Linked DNA regions of Homo sapiens: all the other regions are linked to region 3. The links are chromatin contacts, found by Hi-C or POLR2A ChIA-PET in ENCODE. All regions are on one chromosome and are shown on one strand. Each heading gives the region's core, a stretch centred on a gene start or an enhancer-like site at or near the end of the contact. The rest is flanking DNA. Distances are from core to core; before and after follow the strand shown.

Evidence for each region. Hi-C counts contacts between places; a loop is a spot of excess contacts on that map. ChIA-PET counts read pairs that join two places held with the same protein, here RNA polymerase II (POLR2A). Pooled maps may share reads with other maps.
Region 1: a loop to region 3 is called in a pooled map, with 5 times the contacts of the local background. The contact joins the enhancer-like site here to the promoter of RHNO1 in region 3. A Hi-C loop is called at or near these places in 1 of 168 maps with a recorded cell type or tissue (CD8-positive, alpha-beta T cell) and 6 of 50 pooled maps. POLR2A ChIA-PET finds 5 or more read pairs at or near these places in 1 of 52 experiments (AG04450).
Region 2: a loop to region 3 is called in a pooled map, with 5 times the contacts of the local background. The contact joins the promoter of CCND2 here to the promoter of RHNO1 in region 3. A Hi-C loop is called at or near these places in 7 of 50 pooled maps. POLR2A ChIA-PET finds 5 or more read pairs at or near these places in 2 of 52 experiments (activated B cell and activated CD8-positive, alpha-beta memory T cell).
Region 4: a map with no recorded cell type shows a loop between it and region 3 (9-fold over the local background). The contact joins the promoter of TIGAR here to the promoter of RHNO1 in region 3. A Hi-C loop is called at or near these places in 1 of 37 single-sample maps with no recorded cell type and 7 of 50 pooled maps. POLR2A ChIA-PET finds 5 or more read pairs at or near these places in 2 of 52 experiments (both activated T-cell).

The regions. Positions count from the first base shown.
Region 1 is chr12:1,795,072-1,799,028 of GRCh38, reverse strand. CACNA2D4 (calcium voltage-gated channel auxiliary subunit alpha2delta 4) reads left to right here. Exons shown (of 38, transcript NM_172364.5): 35 at 1,494-1,611; 36 at 3,249-3,361; 37 at 3,648-3,730. Among named protein-coding and RNA genes, the nearest start is that of LRTM2, 24 kb to the left of the region's middle. RefSeq lists enhancers at 993-1,897, 1,898-2,803, 2,915-3,482 and silencers at 1,825-2,054, 2,155-2,284, 2,625-2,954. Within about 2 kb of position 2,093, at least 30 of the 41 ENCODE cell types and tissues checked have a DNase peak (open chromatin) inside an H3K27ac peak, as active enhancers do; they include CD8-positive, alpha-beta T cell, where a contact is called at or near this core.
Region 2 is chr12:4,272,233-4,276,045 of GRCh38, reverse strand. It overlaps CCND2 (cyclin D2), which reads right to left and starts at 2,284. Exons shown (of 5, transcript NM_001759.4): 1 at 1,811-2,284; 2 at 1-41. The coding sequence starts at 2,005. All of the region lies in intron 1 of CCND2-AS1 (CCND2 antisense RNA 1), which reads left to right. RefSeq lists silencers at 2,354-2,443, 2,974-3,093.
Region 3 is chr12:2,875,663-2,879,192 of GRCh38, reverse strand. It overlaps RHNO1 (RAD9-HUS1-RAD1 interacting nuclear orphan 1), which reads right to left and starts at 1,970. Exons shown (of 3, transcript NM_001252499.3): 1 at 1,911-1,970. It overlaps FOXM1 (forkhead box M1), which reads left to right and starts at 2,019. Exons shown (of 9, transcript NM_021953.4): 1 at 2,019-2,273. RefSeq lists an enhancer at 1-130 and silencers at 1,714-2,153, 2,194-2,263.
Region 4 is chr12:4,319,833-4,323,698 of GRCh38, reverse strand. TIGAR (TP53 induced glycolysis regulatory phosphatase) reads right to left here and starts at 2,486. Exons shown (of 6, transcript NM_020375.3): 1 at 2,396-2,486. The coding sequence starts at 2,427. RefSeq lists a silencer at 2,396-2,775 and an enhancer at 2,241-2,894.

The DNA of each region.
Region 1 (3,957 bases), core at 844-3,343, 1.1 Mb after region 3:
ACCTGGGCTGTCCCCAGCTTATCCCATCTCTTCATCTCCACTGTGGTCCTCTCTCTGGCTTGCTCTTCGTTCTCTTCTGCTGGCCTTGGCTTGGGGCTTCCTCTGCCCCTGGGCTCAGGGCAGTTCGGGCTGTGTCTCCAGACTCCTTCTGGACTCACATCCGCGATCGGGTGGGGCTGCTCTGGGGTGTTCACAGTCACTAGGTGTCAGTGACAGGACACTGTCCCCTCTGTCTCTGTCAGCAGCTGCATCTTGCAAAAGTTGAAGATGATCCCCCTCAATCTGCCTGCTCAGAATTTCTCTTCTCTGGGGTACCTGTCCCCTGGAGCTCCTCCCCCTGGTCTGGCCTACACAGATGTCAGTGTCCCCAGTGAAGGCGCACTGGACTTGGAGTCCCAGGCCGGGGCGTAGGTGCTGCAGCCCCTTCCACTGCGTGACCCTGGGGACGCCACTCAACCCTGCCATTGTCAGGCAGGCTTCTGTGCCCAGCCCTGGGGACAAAACTCACAGCCCTGGCCGCTGTGGGCTTGCTCCTCTCGGTGAGAGTTTTCTGCACGCCAGCTAGTGTCCCCTCTGGGTTTCCAGCTCTGGCTGGGAGCTTCTGGATTTGGAAGCTGGGGAGACCCATGCTCTCCTGTAGGACTCTGCATGAGCCTGGGAAGGTAGCTCACACCTGTGCTCCCTGCCTCTAGGTCTATCCCTGGGGGCCACAGCCAGGCCCTGAGAACAGAAGGGCCATGCAGACAGCCTGTGTGGCAGGGCCCTGCTCTGCCATGTGCCCACCTCAGGAGGCTCCGGGAGGGAACGGACTCGGGTCCTGCAGAGCGGGGCTGAGGCACTCGCCTCCACCTTTGGTTGAGTCCACTGTCCTTGTCCCAGGGAGCTAAGGCAAATCGCGCAGCCCCCGAGGAGTCCCGCACCGGGTGGCTGTGGCTTCTGGGCTTCCGCAGCCCCAGGCCTGGAGCCCACCTGCCCGGCTGCCCCCACCGCAGGCGCTCAGGCTCAATGGGTGGAGTGTGGGCCTGGCTGTGCGGGAGAGCAGGGCAGGATTGCCCAGGAACTGCACTGCGTCTGTCCACAGTGAAGGGAGGGGTGGTGGGCCTAAGTACCCCCAAGCCACCCCTTGGTGCCCCTACTGCCTCTGCTCCCCGCTCAGACCCTCCCCCGGGATCTGAGTGCTGGAAGGGGCCCTGGAGATGGTGCACTGCCCCCAGCTCAGTGAGGGCCAGGCTCCCCAGAGGAAGCGCTTTCCCTCCACCGAGGCTCAGGGCCCCTGCGGCGCTCCCCGTGCCAAGCCACCCTCTCCAGAGACTCCGGGTGTCTTCCCTCCCCTCACCCCCCGCCCGGCTCCTCCCACGCGTGTCCTGAGAACTGCCTGAGGAGGGACCCTCTGCAAATGCACTGGGGTGAACTCTGGCCCTGGGAGTGCCGAGGCGAGGTCACCGCAGGCCAGAGGCCCCTTCGGTGGCGTGATGTCCTTTCTCCGCCCGCAGCCCACAAACACAAGAAGCAGGACCCGCTGCAGCCCTGCGACACGGAGTACCCCGTGTTCGTGTACCAGCCGGCCATCCGGGAGGCCAACGGGATCGTGGAGTGCGGGCCCTGCCAGAAGTAAGACCGCAGGGCGGCGCCGCCCGTCCCGCCACACTCCTCCCGCCCTCGGCAAGGCGGAAGTGCGGGCAGGGCCCCGGAACCCCCGGGAAACGGCTCCACAGCCGGGAGGAGGGGATGCGTCTAAGTGCAGAGCCCACGCTCCCGGGGTCTTCCCCCGCCGTCCTCAGTGGAGGAGACACGCAGGAGGCGGACGGTCTGAGGCGGGCAGGACGGCTGGGGACCGGGACAGCCGGGATGGGGAGAGGTGGTCCCGAGGCCTGACCCTGTGTGTCGAGCCCACCCCGCCGAGGCCGCAGCCGTGACCCCACGGCGTCTCTGGGCGAGTGGGCCCTTCGGCGGGTCTCCCCCAGCCCTGCTCAGGCGGTGCCCAGGGCGGTGCCAGTGCCCGCGCCTGAGCTGCGTGGGGAGAACTTGGAAGGCAGAGGGAGTGTGAGAAGAGAAGGCCGGAAGTGTGCGATGTCCTCGGGTCGCTGGGAGCCCCGCGGGCAGCCTCTGTCAGGCTTCCTGCTGTGTGGAAGCCGCTAGTTATAACCCGCCCTGGCCCCGGGGAGGCAGGGAGGCCGCGCGGAAGGGTCTCTCCTGCTGACCCCCCGCACCCAAGCCCGGGAGGACCCCCACGCTGGGAATGCGGCGGCCTCCTCGAGGGTCGCCTCAGCCAGACGTGCCGCTCGCCAGGCGGTCCCTAGACCCCCGGGCCCGTGGCACACCATTTAACAGTGCGGCACCTGCGGCGCTGGCATCGGGGCTCCCTTCTCCCCCACTCCCTGCGCGTCGTGCTGCGCGGGTTTCACCCCGGGTTCTGTGCAGCGTTGAGGGCTGGGGTTAGCGTTCCCTGTGCACTTGTCGCAAAGGCTCGGTGCGAGGATAGAGCCAGCGGGCTCCGGAGTGAAGCGAGGGCTTCAGAGTAGACACTCCTGAATTGAAAACTGGCTCTGCGCTCCCCCGCTTATGACCGTGGGCAAGTGACTTCGCCTCCTCTAGTCTCCATTCTCTCATCTGCAAAATGGGCACAACACCAGCCTCATACAGAGCCGTGAAGGCTGAGAGTATACACGGCTGTGGTGTGCACGTTGGGTGTGTGAGACCGCCCATCCCAGGGGAGGCGCTCGGTAGGCGGCCGCTGGGACTGCTGGGAAGGCCGTGGGCCTGGCGGGCGGGCTCCGCCCCACTCCGCGCCACTCCTCGCAGGGCGGCCTCGCCGAGCGCGGGGCCACTGCGCCACCTGGTGGCCAAGCTCCAGCGCTGCCGCTTCGCCCGGGCCTGCCCCCGCCACCCTCACCCAGAGCAAGTGTTGCCTCGCCCGCCCATTTGCTCCGGACGGTCTTGATTTACGCCTGTCGTCCCTGCATATATTAATAGCAACTCTGCACTCTCCAAAGCGGCCCAGTTTGGACTTCCTCACTGTCTCCAGTCTGCTAGGAAAGGAAATGCAGCAGCAAAGGCTTGTGAGCAAAGCCAGTAGGACTGAGCCATCTGCCAGGCCCGTTCCCTTAGCTGCCCCGACCCGCCCTGCCTCATGGTTCCGGGCTTCCCTGCCACCCTAACTCCACACTAAAGTCTCCAGAAGTTCCTTCCCTAGAAGCCCTTCTCGTGGTCGCCACGGAGCCATCCTCGACTCCCTTTCTTTGCTGCAGGGTATTTGTGGTGCAGCAGATTCCCAACAGTAACCTCCTCCTCCTGGTGACAGACCCCACCTGTGACTGCAGCATCTTCCCACCAGTGCTGCAGGAGGCGACAGAAGTCAAATATATCCTGCAATGCTCGGGGATGTGTGCGGTGGGGGCGGGGGCTGTAGGAGGTGTCTGTAGGGCTCAGATTTTGAGCAGCGGGGCCAGCCTCCTTCACCGCCCGTGTCCTCCACAGGGCTCCGTTATTTGTTCTCTAACCCTTCCCTGGGCCCCGGTGCTGCCTCCTGACCCTAAAGCTGCTTGCAGGGCAACTGGTGGCACCAGAGCAGGTTCTTCCAGACCTTTTTCCAGTCTGCAGAATGGGCTCCGGTCCTGAGATATTGACCTTAACAGTGGCTTCTGCACATAATGCCTCTGTCAAATGTGACCGGATGCGCTCCCAGAAGCTCCGCCGGCGACCAGACTCCTGCCACGCCTTCCATCCAGAGGTGCGGGTTGAGGCGGATCGAGGGTGGGCTGGATTTTCATCCCCAAACCCTCTGTGCCTGGGTCTGTGCCCCTGCAGACAGGAGCATATAGGGATGCCAATGAACACACCTGTGCCTGTGCTTCTCGGGGGAAACATTCGCGTTTATGCCCTGTGACACTGTGATATAATAAGAAACAGATCTTTATTTAGTCTTTGTCCTGATTCCTGGCAAGCTCCTAAAACGCT
Region 2 (3,813 bases), core at 1,035-3,534, 1.4 Mb before region 3:
AGAGGGAAGACCTCTTCTTCGCACTTCTGTTCCTCACAGACCTATAATGGGAGTGGGAAAGGGTTGGGGGGCGGGGGTGGAGAGCATAGCATCAGCAAAAGAGAAAAAGAATAAAAAAGCGTAATCTATCGAAACAAAAAAAATTAATTTTTTTTTGTGGGAGGGGGAGGGGACCAGAATGCGTGATAAGAATAAAGAACAAAGATGAGGAAACTGGAGTGAATCAGAATAGCCCATCAGTGCTTTGGTATTCCCAGGGATCCTATAAAAGGGGGTGAACTACAGCTCCAAAACGGGGAGTCGGAGAAGTGCGCAGCAGCCGCGGCAGCTCCGCGACGCTCCCTTTGGCTACTCCTTCGCGCACTCTAACTCACTCACTCTTTTTTGGATTTCGTCATCTTTTCAAAAAATCAATAAAAATATTCTGGAGGCTCCGGGGGTCCACTTCTTGGTCTCATCCGGATCCCCAGATCCTCCTCTATCATTCCCGACAATTGGAAAAAATGTCTGGGGGGGTCCCTGCGGCCCAGGGGCCGCTTTTGGGGGGGCGGGTGAGGAGAGGTGGGGAAGAGAGGGGGAGGGAGGAGAGGAGGAAGAGCGCCGCAGCCTCGGCAGCTGGAGTCGGAGCAGGGGGGGATGGTTTCAAAAAATAATTAAAAATCGAGGAAATATCCTAGAAAAGCCCTTTTGGCGTGAAAACCCCAAAGAAGAGCCAGGCTTCCCGAAACAGAGGTTTCGGGTGCCAGAAAGGTCTGTATTCCGACCCCTGGGGCTTTGGATCCCGGGAGGAAACTTGAAGGGGTGAGCGCCGCGGCGGGAGTGTCCGGCTGCGGCCCACAAGGACAGAAACTAGGGAACGCGGTGACGAGCGAGGGGAAAGACGGGAGCAGAGAGCCCTGGAAAGAGGCACGGGGGGCTCCCACCTCTCCTTCAGGGGTGACCCGGTATCCCCCCTACACACACCCCCTCCCCCCCTTCCTACCCCACCCAAATCTCCGCACCGAGGAAGCTGGAAAACCAAACTGTAAGTAATCTTCGTGAGGTGGGGGGTGGGGGAGAGGGCACGATTAGAAGTGGGGTGGCCGGGATAATGGGGTGCGAGGGTAAGCGGGCGACGTTTCCCAGCCTTTCCAAAGGGAGTTTGCAAAGCAACATGGCGAAACCACGGCAGGTCCAGAGCTGTGCATACGTGGGCACACGGCTCGCTGGGCAAAGACTTGGAGTGAGGGGCAAGAAGCGGTTCTTTTGGGTTCCCCTGAAACACGCGTTTCTTCAATGGGACTTCCGGGGCTCCCGAATTCCCCGTTTCTCTCCTTCTCCCTCCTCCCTCCACCTCCCCGGTGAAGTGCCAGCGCGGAGTCGCGACCACAGGCGGGGACCTGAGGCCAAGACGAATTTGCTCTGGCCTTTTGGGGGGGGTTGCCTTTCTACTCGGGGTCCCGATTTCAGGCCCCGACTCTCTTCCTGGCCGCAGCGCAAGCAGCCGCGGCGGCTTCGCAAAAGACAGGTCGCGAGGGGGGTGGGAAGAAGAGGCAGCCACATGCAGGAACACGCGCGCGGGATGCTCCCCTACCCCCGCCCAGGACAGCCTCGCTTCTCCCAGATTTTCCTCCCCCCTCTGCCTCCCCAGTTTATCTGGAGAGGAACAGAAATAAAGCCACGCGTCTCGCCAGAAGGCGCGCGGTAAACTCCCGCACAGGAGCCGGGAGGCCGGCGCGGGGATTGCCCTCTCCCAGGTTTAGGGCTCCGGCCGGGGACCCGAGCATCCGGAGGGGTCCTGGCTCCTGGCGAGCGCCACCCCCCGACCTACCTCCAGCATCCAGGTGGCCACCATTCTGCGCATGTAGGGTTGGATGTCCTTCTGCACGCACTTGAAGTAGGAGCACTGCGGAAGGTAGCGCTCCTCGATGGTGAGCAGGTTCTGCAGGACGCGGTCGTCTCGGAGCAGGTTGCGGTCCCGCACGGCCCTGCGGACCGGGTCCACCTCGTGGCACAGCAGCTCCATGGCCAGCCCGGCGGCCCCTCTCCCTCCTGCTTTCCCCGGCCTGGAAAAAGGTTTTTCTGTTTTTGTTTTTTGGAAGGGGAGGGGAGAGCGTTCCCCTGACCTCCTTCCTTTGGCTAAATAGGGGGTTTTCGGGGGAGAGGTGAGGGCAGAGAGAGAAGGTGGAGCAGAAGGGAGGCGAGGATTGGGTGGTGGGCGAGCAGAGCCTCGGGGCTGCCTCACTCGCACCGGTCCTCCCCTTAAAACTGGTCTCGCTCTCCCCTGCTCGCTCTTCTCCGCTCTGAAGCGGTGACGCAAGCTGGCTGGGCAGTTAGCTCTCCTCCCTCTCCCCGCGCTCCCCGCTCTGGTTCCTCCTCCCCTTTCCTCCCCTCCCGGTCCTCCCCTCCTCCTTTCAATCTCTCCCTCCCTCCCTCCTTTTCCCCTCTCGTTATTAAGGAGAACAGCAGCTGGCCCGACCCAACTTCAAACGCGGTCCCCCGCCACCCCCCACCCCTCTCCCTCCATCCAGCCCTGCATGCCAGGGGCCCCGGACAGGGCAACCCACAAAAAACTACCGACTCCTATTTCTGCCCTCTAATTTCACTCATTCTGTAGGTGTAGCACGCCAAAATACGACCCTCCAACTTTGGCTTCTTCAAAACGGATCCTAATCCTCCTGCCCTTGTATTTAAGATCCAGGAATGTAGGGTAGATTATCTGAAGATGGGGTGACCTCAGACAATTTAGAAATAGGTCCCTTAAGTGAAAAATAAGGGAGGGGGTGATTTTAGAAAATAGCAACCTCGCATACCCAGAGATAAAGGTCATGTCCCTGAAGTCTGTGTTCCTGATAACTTCGAAGCTGTTTCGAAAGCCCCGATTAAAGGGACCAGAACAACGTCCCTTCTGCCCCCCCCTGCAGAGTGTGTGCAGAGGAAGAAGAGGGAGGGAGAGGTGGGTATTAGGAAGGAAGGGGGGTGCTTCTCTGGAGGGATAGAATGTGATCCTCGAGCAGAAACCATCGTGTTTCTGGGGGCTCTTCGGGCGCCGTGGGGCGACGCGGTGCAGCGTCTAGGGCCGCCGCAGGCCGGGGGCAGGGCTCCCAGCGGTTCCCCCGCGGCCAGCGGCCACGCAGGAAAAACCCGCTTCCTCGCCCCTGCATCTGCTGACAAGCCGCCCGAGGTGTCTGCGCTGAGCGTGGCCACACCGATGCAGCTTTCTAGGAAATGGCCCGGGAGGGGGAGGGGGCGAGTGAGGGATTAGGTCCGGCTCCCCCTCGCTCCCCCTGCGCAAACACCACCACCCCTTCCTTTCCCCGGAGGCATGAGGCCTCCACGCTCGGTCCTTCGCCCGCATCCTCGCCGACCCCTCCGGTTTCGCGCCTCACTCGCCAGGCTTTCTCCCTGGGAGCCGACTGCGGTGAAGTCGCCGCCAGCACGGTCGGCCCTGACACGTGCTCTAACGCATGCTTGAGTCAAGGCTGTCTTTACAGGAGATACGATCTGGTGGCGTTTCTTCACCTCCTTCCTCCCGTCACCCCCCACCCCCACCGCGCCCTTTGGTGTATTTCACTCCAGGAGGAAGGGGAGAGACCAGCGCCCTGATGTGCTGGCCAAGCTGGCACGTGCAGCGGGCATGGCGTGGCTCGAGCTCTCTGGGCACACCGAGGCCGACTGAGTGCCTCCCTCACCGAGAGAGGGGGCCCGGGCAGGGGCGCGGAGAGCCAGCAAGGCGGGGTGGGGCGCGGGCTGGGTGAGCCGTACACTAGGTTCCCTGCAAGGCGGAGGAGGGGAGCGAATAAACTAGAGGTGCAAGCGATTAACTCAGGCCCC
Region 3 (3,530 bases), core at 721-3,220:
GTCTCTACAAAAGATACAAAAATTAGATGGGTGTAGTGGCATGTGCCTGTAGGGGGTCCCAGCCATTCAGGAGGCTGAGGTGGGAGGATCACCTGAGCCCAGGAGGTTGAGGTTGTAGTGAGCCAAGGTCATGCCACTGGACTTCAGCCTGGGGGACAGAGCAAGACCCTGTCTCTAAAAAATAAAAAGATAAATAAAAATAAATATATAATTAAAAAAAAAACTCATTCTGAGCATTGCTTTGTAGTAAAAAAACAAAAACTGAATTCACGATCATTCCCCTGACAACCCCCCGCCCGTCCCTTGGCCAAAGTGATTATCTTCCAGGGCCCTTGGTCAGGGAATAGTGTCATTATTCCTTCAGTTATGCAGCTGAAAATCTTGACACTTCTACCTCCCATCCAACCCACCATCAAGCCCTGTCAACTTTACCTCTTAAACATGTTTTCTTAATGCCCCTTTTTTACTCTCTCTGTCTCCTTCTTTCTCTTCCTCTCTCTCTCTCCCTGCCACCCTTTTTCAAGCTCCAGCAGTTCTTGCCTGGAGTATTGCAACATCCAACTGTTCTGCCCTAATCCACTCTAGCAATCCCCGCTATAGAGGGACCTTTTAAAATGCAAATCTGACCTGGATTCACTTCTGCTTAAAGCTTATGACTGGTTTCCTTTAATTCTTGGATAAGCACAAAACTTCTCGGTATGGCTAAGGCTCTGCTTCCTCCGGCTCCAGCTTCAACTCACACCACACTCCATTCAGGTCGATTAGCTCAAACCCCTCAGATATTTCTCAGCCTTTGTACTCACTGTGCTTCCTCCTGCCATCCAGCCTTTGCACGCCTGATTCCCTCTGCTTAGAGGAGTTCCCTCCTTTCTTTGTAAAAGGCATCAGATCTCACACCAAGCTCTCATTACAAAAGCCTTTCCTGTCCTACCTCTCAAGATCTCGTTATTGTAAATACTCAAAGTATCATTAACCTCTAATGTTTCAATTTACAGCAATAATTCAACATTTGTTTGTTTTGGAGACGGTGTCTCCCTCTGTCGCCCAGGCTGGAGTGCAGTGGTGTGATCATGGCTTACCATAGCCTCCACCTCTCGGCCTCAGGTGATCCTTCCACCTCAGCCTCCAGAGTAGCTGGGACTACAGGCACGCACCACCACGCCCGGCTAATTTTTAGTAGAGAAGCGGTTTCGCTATGTTGCCAGGCTGGTCTCGAACTCGTGACCTCAAGTGATCCACCCGCCTCGGCCTCCTAAAGTGCTGGGATTACAGGCGTGAGCCACTATGCCCAGCCCACATTTGTTTATTTGATTAAAATGTCTGTGCCCCTCTTCCAGGATTGGGCTGTGAGCCCAGGGGAAGGAAAGAACCTTGTCTGCCATTGTATCTTCAGGGCCTAGCGGTGCCTGGCGCACAGCAGTTGCTCAACTAGACTGGTTGACTAAGTCAATAAATAAAGCACTACGGTCTATTATATCCGAAGGCTTGGCTTCGGGAGGGGCAAAAGACAGGTTTCGCGCTGAGGTAGGGTTCATGGTGCCGACATTTTTTTTCAAGATGGAAGAAAGCGGAGATAATACGCAGCCCTCAAAGGAACTTAGTCTAATCGGGGGGAGCAGACGATCGTTCACTGTGGGAAAATGGGGTACGATTTCCCCCAGTGAGGAAATCAACTAAAGCCGAGCTTTGAAAAGGGGAGCAGAGGAGCCTGAGGGGAAGCGGGGGCGTGTCGCCTGGCGTGACCAGCGCGGCAGGAAAAGCGGGCCCAGGGACCCGGGCCTGTCACGCCGCTTCCGCGCGTCCCCAAACTCTCCCTCGGCTCGCCCACCCACGCGGCGGGGACCCCTCCGGCCCCTCCCCGGCCCCACGGCCACTTCTTCCCCCACAAGCCGGCCTGCGGTCCGCCTTACCAGCCCGGGCCGGACGGGGCCGCAGCTCCTGGCAGACCGCACAGCCTTCGAGCCCGGAATGCCGAGACAAGGCCGGCGCCGATTGGCGACGTTCCGTCACGTGACCTTAACGCTCCGCCGGCGCCAATTTCAAACAGCGGAACAAACTGAAAGCTCCGGTGCCAGACCCCACCCCCGGCCCCGGCCCGGGACCCCCTCCCCTCCCGGGATCCCCCGGGGTTCCCACCCCGCCCGCACCGCCGGGGACCCGGCCGGTCCGGCGCGAGCCCCCGTCCGGGGCCCTGGCTCGGCCCCCAGGTTGGAGGAGCCCGGAGCCCGCCTTCGGAGCTACGGCCTAACGGCGGCGGCGACTGCAGTCTGGAGGTGAGCGGGATGCAGCAATGGAGTCCCAGGCCTGGCCTGGGCACAGGCGGGGAGCAAGGCCTCCGGGCGCGGAGGTCAGGGCGTCTAGCAGCAGGGCACGGGCCACGAGTGGAGATTTGGGTCACACGGGAAGAATCTGAGCCAGGGTGCAAGTTTTTTCTGCGTCCACCTCCTGGCCGTGGCCTTCTCACTGCTTAAAGCGCCCCTTGGCCTTCCCTGGAAGTCTGACCTCCGCACCCTGCCCGCGGCCTCGGGAGGGCTGGGGTGGCCTACCTTCTTAGGCCGACTGTGGCTGAGATGAAGACTGAGATTGTACTACATTGAGTCAAAGACCAACCTGCATACACACTCCCCTGCTCCCAGGCTGTCTCACCACTAGGCAACACCGCCTCCATCTTACTTACCCTTTTGCAGGGCCCTTTTCCTGGTTCTTGAGAATGTAGCAAGATTTCCCCGCTCAGGATGGGGATGGGTCGGAGGAGCCACTCTGGAAGTTTCCCGGGCAAGAAAGTGTTGGCAATAATAATAACGGGCTGGTCAGGAAGTAGAAGAGAAAATTAAGACTTAGATATCCTGTGGAAAAAGAGGAATAATATCTACTGATTGATGCGGGGAGAGAGGGAAGCCTGGAAAGATCGGAGGTGAAAGTAAAACTGAGATTTGAAGGTAGAGGTGTGGAGGGCCTGTGAACTCTATGCAGATGACAAATGTCAAAAAAGTGCAGTTGCTTTTCAGGGAGAGAATAAGTGTCCTAAAAAAGAGACAGCCAATTCCTCTGTCTTCCAAAGTTCCGTGAAATAGAATTACACAATTTTGCTTAATGGTAGAATATTCCATGTATCTATTAAAATCAACAAAAGGCCGGGCGCAGTGGCTCACGCCTGTAATCCCAGCACTTTGGGAGGCCGAGGCGGGTGGATCACCTGAGGAGTTCAAGACCAGCCTGGCAAACATGGTGAAACCCTGTTTCTACTAAAAAAAAAAAAAAAAAATTAGCTGGGCATGGTGGTGCATGCCTGTAATTGCAGCTACTCGGGAGGCTGAGGCAGGAGAATCGCTTGAACCCGGGAGGCCGAGGTTGCAGTGAGCTGAGATTGCGCCATTGCACTCCAGCCTGGGTGACAAGAGCGAAGCTCCGTCTCAAAAAAAAAAAAAAAATTAAAAAAAATCAACAAAAGACTTAAAAAAAAAAGACTACACTGTTAGCATTTCAGAACCACCTTAGTGTAATGATGATAGCTCATTGTGGTACTAAGA
Region 4 (3,866 bases), core at 1,237-3,736, 1.4 Mb before region 3:
TTCAAGTAATCTACAAATACCGGGTTTTAACAAATTAAGTAGGAAACAAAAGACGGTGAGTGGTAAAGTTGCTTTGGTTAAACTCCTACTTCCTCAACTTGCCATGTGACTTTAAGCAAGTTACAAGGCGTCTCTGTCTCAGCTGCCTCATGTGAAAAATGAGGATATCAGTCCTTAACTCACTAAACTGTCAGATTTTAATTACAACAGTGCCTGGCAAATAATCATTTATTAAGACTTATTTTTTAAATGATTCCTATGAGGGCCTCCGGAATCAAACCCTTTTTAAGCAGCAGAAAGGGAATAAAATCCATATTTATATGACTATTGTCTATTAGGAATCTAAATAGGAATCATCTTACTTTTTAGGGGTTGCCTTACCCCAAATATTCTACAACTTCTGAGTTTTCTTTTTTTTCTTTTTGAGACAGGGTCCCACTGTGTCGCTTAGGCTGGGGTGCAGTGGCCCAATCACAGCTCACTACAGCCCTCACTTCCCAGGCTCACATGATCCAAGTGATCTTCCTGCCTCAGCCTCCCTATTAGCTAGGTTCACAGGCATGCACCACCACAGCCAGCTTTTTTTTTTTTTTTTTGTAGAGAGGAGGTTTCACCATGTTGCCCAGGCTGGTCTTGAACTCCTGTGCTCAAGGGATCCACCCACTTCCGCCCCCCAACGTGCTAGGATTACAGGGGTGAACCACCTTGATGGTCTGAGTTTCAATTATAAATATGACACTGGGCTGGCTGGGTCAGGCGTCTAGAAAGTGCACTAACATTGGAAGAAAGGGTGATCAGGCCTCTAGTTCCTGTTCTGCTACCGATTAGCTGTGTGACCTTTAGTAAGTTAAGAATTCTCCCAAGGCATTCTATACAACCGAGAGGGGTGGGAGAAGAGATAGTGAGGAACTAGATTTCTAAGGTAGCCATTAAAATCCTGCTAATCCTAAACAGACAATTTTAGAGGATTCTTAAGATTATCTTTCTTATAAAGGAAGGACAGGCCAGAAAAGATAGCTGTTAAAGTCAATTGACAAAGTTAAATCATATTAATGTCCTTTGTGAGCTCCATGAATGCAGAAATGGTATGTTATTTATCTGTATGATCCAGTCTACTGGCACACATTACCTACTCAAAATGCTGGTGTGCTGAACTATACGTTCGTATTTGGGAATCAACTGCACTTTTATTGGAGCTTTCTTTATAGAAGTTATTTCTCAGATATATTTCTTTCCCTGTTGCATCATACACTTTACCTGTCCCCCATTTAATTCTCGCATTAAAGTAGTGAGATACGCACTATCATTTGCATATCAGGAAACTTAAGTCCAGGCTACCTGGCTCTTAGCTGGAGAACAGACTCCAACCGAGGTCTACCTTGCCTGAAAAATCTGTGCTCTTAGCAGGGCGCGGTGGCTCATGCCTGTAATCCCAACACTTTGCGAGGCCGAGGTAGTCGGATCACTTAAGGTCAGGAGTTCCAGACCTGCCTGACCAACATGGCGAAACCCTGTCTCTACTAAAAATACAAAAATTAGCCGGGCGTGGTGGCGCATGCCTGTAATCCCAGCTACTCGGGAGGCTGAAGCAGGAGAATCGCTTGAACCCCGGAGGCGGGAGGTTGCAGTGAGCAGAGATAGCGCCACTGCACTCCAGCCTGGGTGACAGAGCGAGGCTCCATCTCACAAAAAAAAAAAAATAAAAATAAAAATCTGTGCTCTTAACTACCCTGATTTTCACCTCCCGTTAACACTTGGCAAATACATAAAGACCTATCAGCATGCAGCTCCGTGTAACGTTATGATAATAAAAACATTTATTTGGGATGATACGGTCTGCTGAGATCAGAGCTGTGATCCTCTTTTCTCTCCCAGAACTGTAACCTCTGGGGAAAAGAAAGAAGTCTCATATATGTGCCTGGGGGGCTGACTGCCTGGGGAAACGAGGGGGAACCTCAGAAACTGAGAGGATAGCGGAAGGCAGCCGGCATCAAAAACATCAGCCATGGACGAGCAATTCTGCAAACTCTTTGCAATCTGCTGGGGAGCAAAATCGGTACCCAGACAAGTCTGTGGACATGTCTGGCACCGTTTTTGGTGCAGCCACCAAGTGCCTACGAACCCCGATCCCTTGCTCCTCCGGGCCTCACTTTATCTGAAACACGGAACGAAGCTATCTAAGACCTGCCGTCGTCCCTCGGGGCTGCTGGGGTGAGAGGAGGGGCGACACGGGACGGCCCCAGGGCAAGCGCCCCGGAAAAAGCGCTTCCAAGCCAGCCCTCCCGGGCTGGAGCGAGCAGGGAGGGGAGAGGGTGGTGGACCCGTTTTCCCTTCACCCGCTCCAACACACTCAAGGAAGAGAGAGAGAAAGACATCCTGCCACAGCCATACTCACTGCCGGACAACAGTCAGAGCGAAGCGAGCCATGTTCCCGGAGCCGCGTCCCGTCGGTGGCCCCGCGCCGCGCTGCCCCTGCACTGCGGGCTACCTCCCCCACACCACTTCCGCCAAGCAGCCGGCCGGCTCCGCCGCCATAGGCCGAGGCGGCCTCGCACGTCATCCCCGAAGGCCACTCAGGGCCGGGCGAGGCCGACGGGGCGGGGGAGACGAGGGAGCCACGGGGGCCCCGCCCAGGGCTGCGGCGCTTGCGCCCCTGCGCGCCGGCCTGTGATTGGCGCGCGGCAGGTGCGGGAGGCCCCGCCCGCGGAGTCCGCGGTAGGATTCCTTCCCTCGATAGCCGGCAGCCTGCGTTCGGGGCAGATAAGGAAGCCGGCGCACTGATTTGTGGTTGTTGCGATTGAGGCTGGAATGCAACCGTTCGTCTTATAGCTGGCCACTGTGATGAACCCCTCACGGGTGTACAGCGACCAACAGACTGTGTTCTATGAGGTCTGTTAGTCCCTAACCTTAGGGACGTAGCGTCGGCCAGGTCTGTAGACTTAGACCCACCCACCCCAACTCCGCCGGGACAGACGCCCTCCGTGACCAAACTTTAGTCGGGCTCCTTTGAGGCCTTTTCTATACTAGACGGCATCCTCGGCCTGCTGAGCCTGGTTTTACCAAAGAATCCTGCTAAGCCTGTTTATCAAGAGAGACCTCACTGTTGATGCTCTCTTCTAAGGCCCTTGATATCTAGTAAAGTTCCTCCTCCCCCTCCCCCAGATAGCTTACCACGTTCTGGTAATTTCCCATCTTCTCTTTCATCCCTTCCATCCCGCCCCCTGGCTATAAATCTCCACTGGTCCCGGTTGTATTCTAGAGTCGAATTCAGTCTCTCTCACCTATTGCAGTAGTCTTGAGTAAAGTCTTGCCGTTTTTAACAAGCCTCAGATGAATAATTTCTCTTTAATAGCCTTCAGAACGTTGAGGGAGTTGCTTCATGTTAGATATGAGTTCTAAATTTCTTTTCAAAGAATCAATATGTCAGTATGTTCAATTCTTTGCTTTTTACTTTTAAACTTAACTTCCTCCTAAAGCAACCTTCTCTTTTTTATTTATTTATTTATTTTTTTGAGATGGAGTCTGGCTCTGTCACCCAGGCTGGAGTGCAGTGGTGTGATCTCGGCTCACTGCAAGCTCCGCCTCCCGGGTTCACGCCATTCTGGCTCAGCCTCCCGAGTAGCTGGGACTACAGGCGCCTGCCACCACGCCCGGCTAATTTTTTGTATTTTTAGTAGAGACAGGGTTTCACCGTGTTAGCCAGGATGGTCTCGATCTCCTGACCTCGTGATCCGCCCGCCTCGACCTCCCAAAGTGGTGGGATTACAGGCGTGAGCCACCGCGCCCGGCCACAACCTTTTTCGATTACCTGCTGCACTCTGACTCCTTCCCATTACCTACTCCACCCTGACTCCTTCCCATTACCT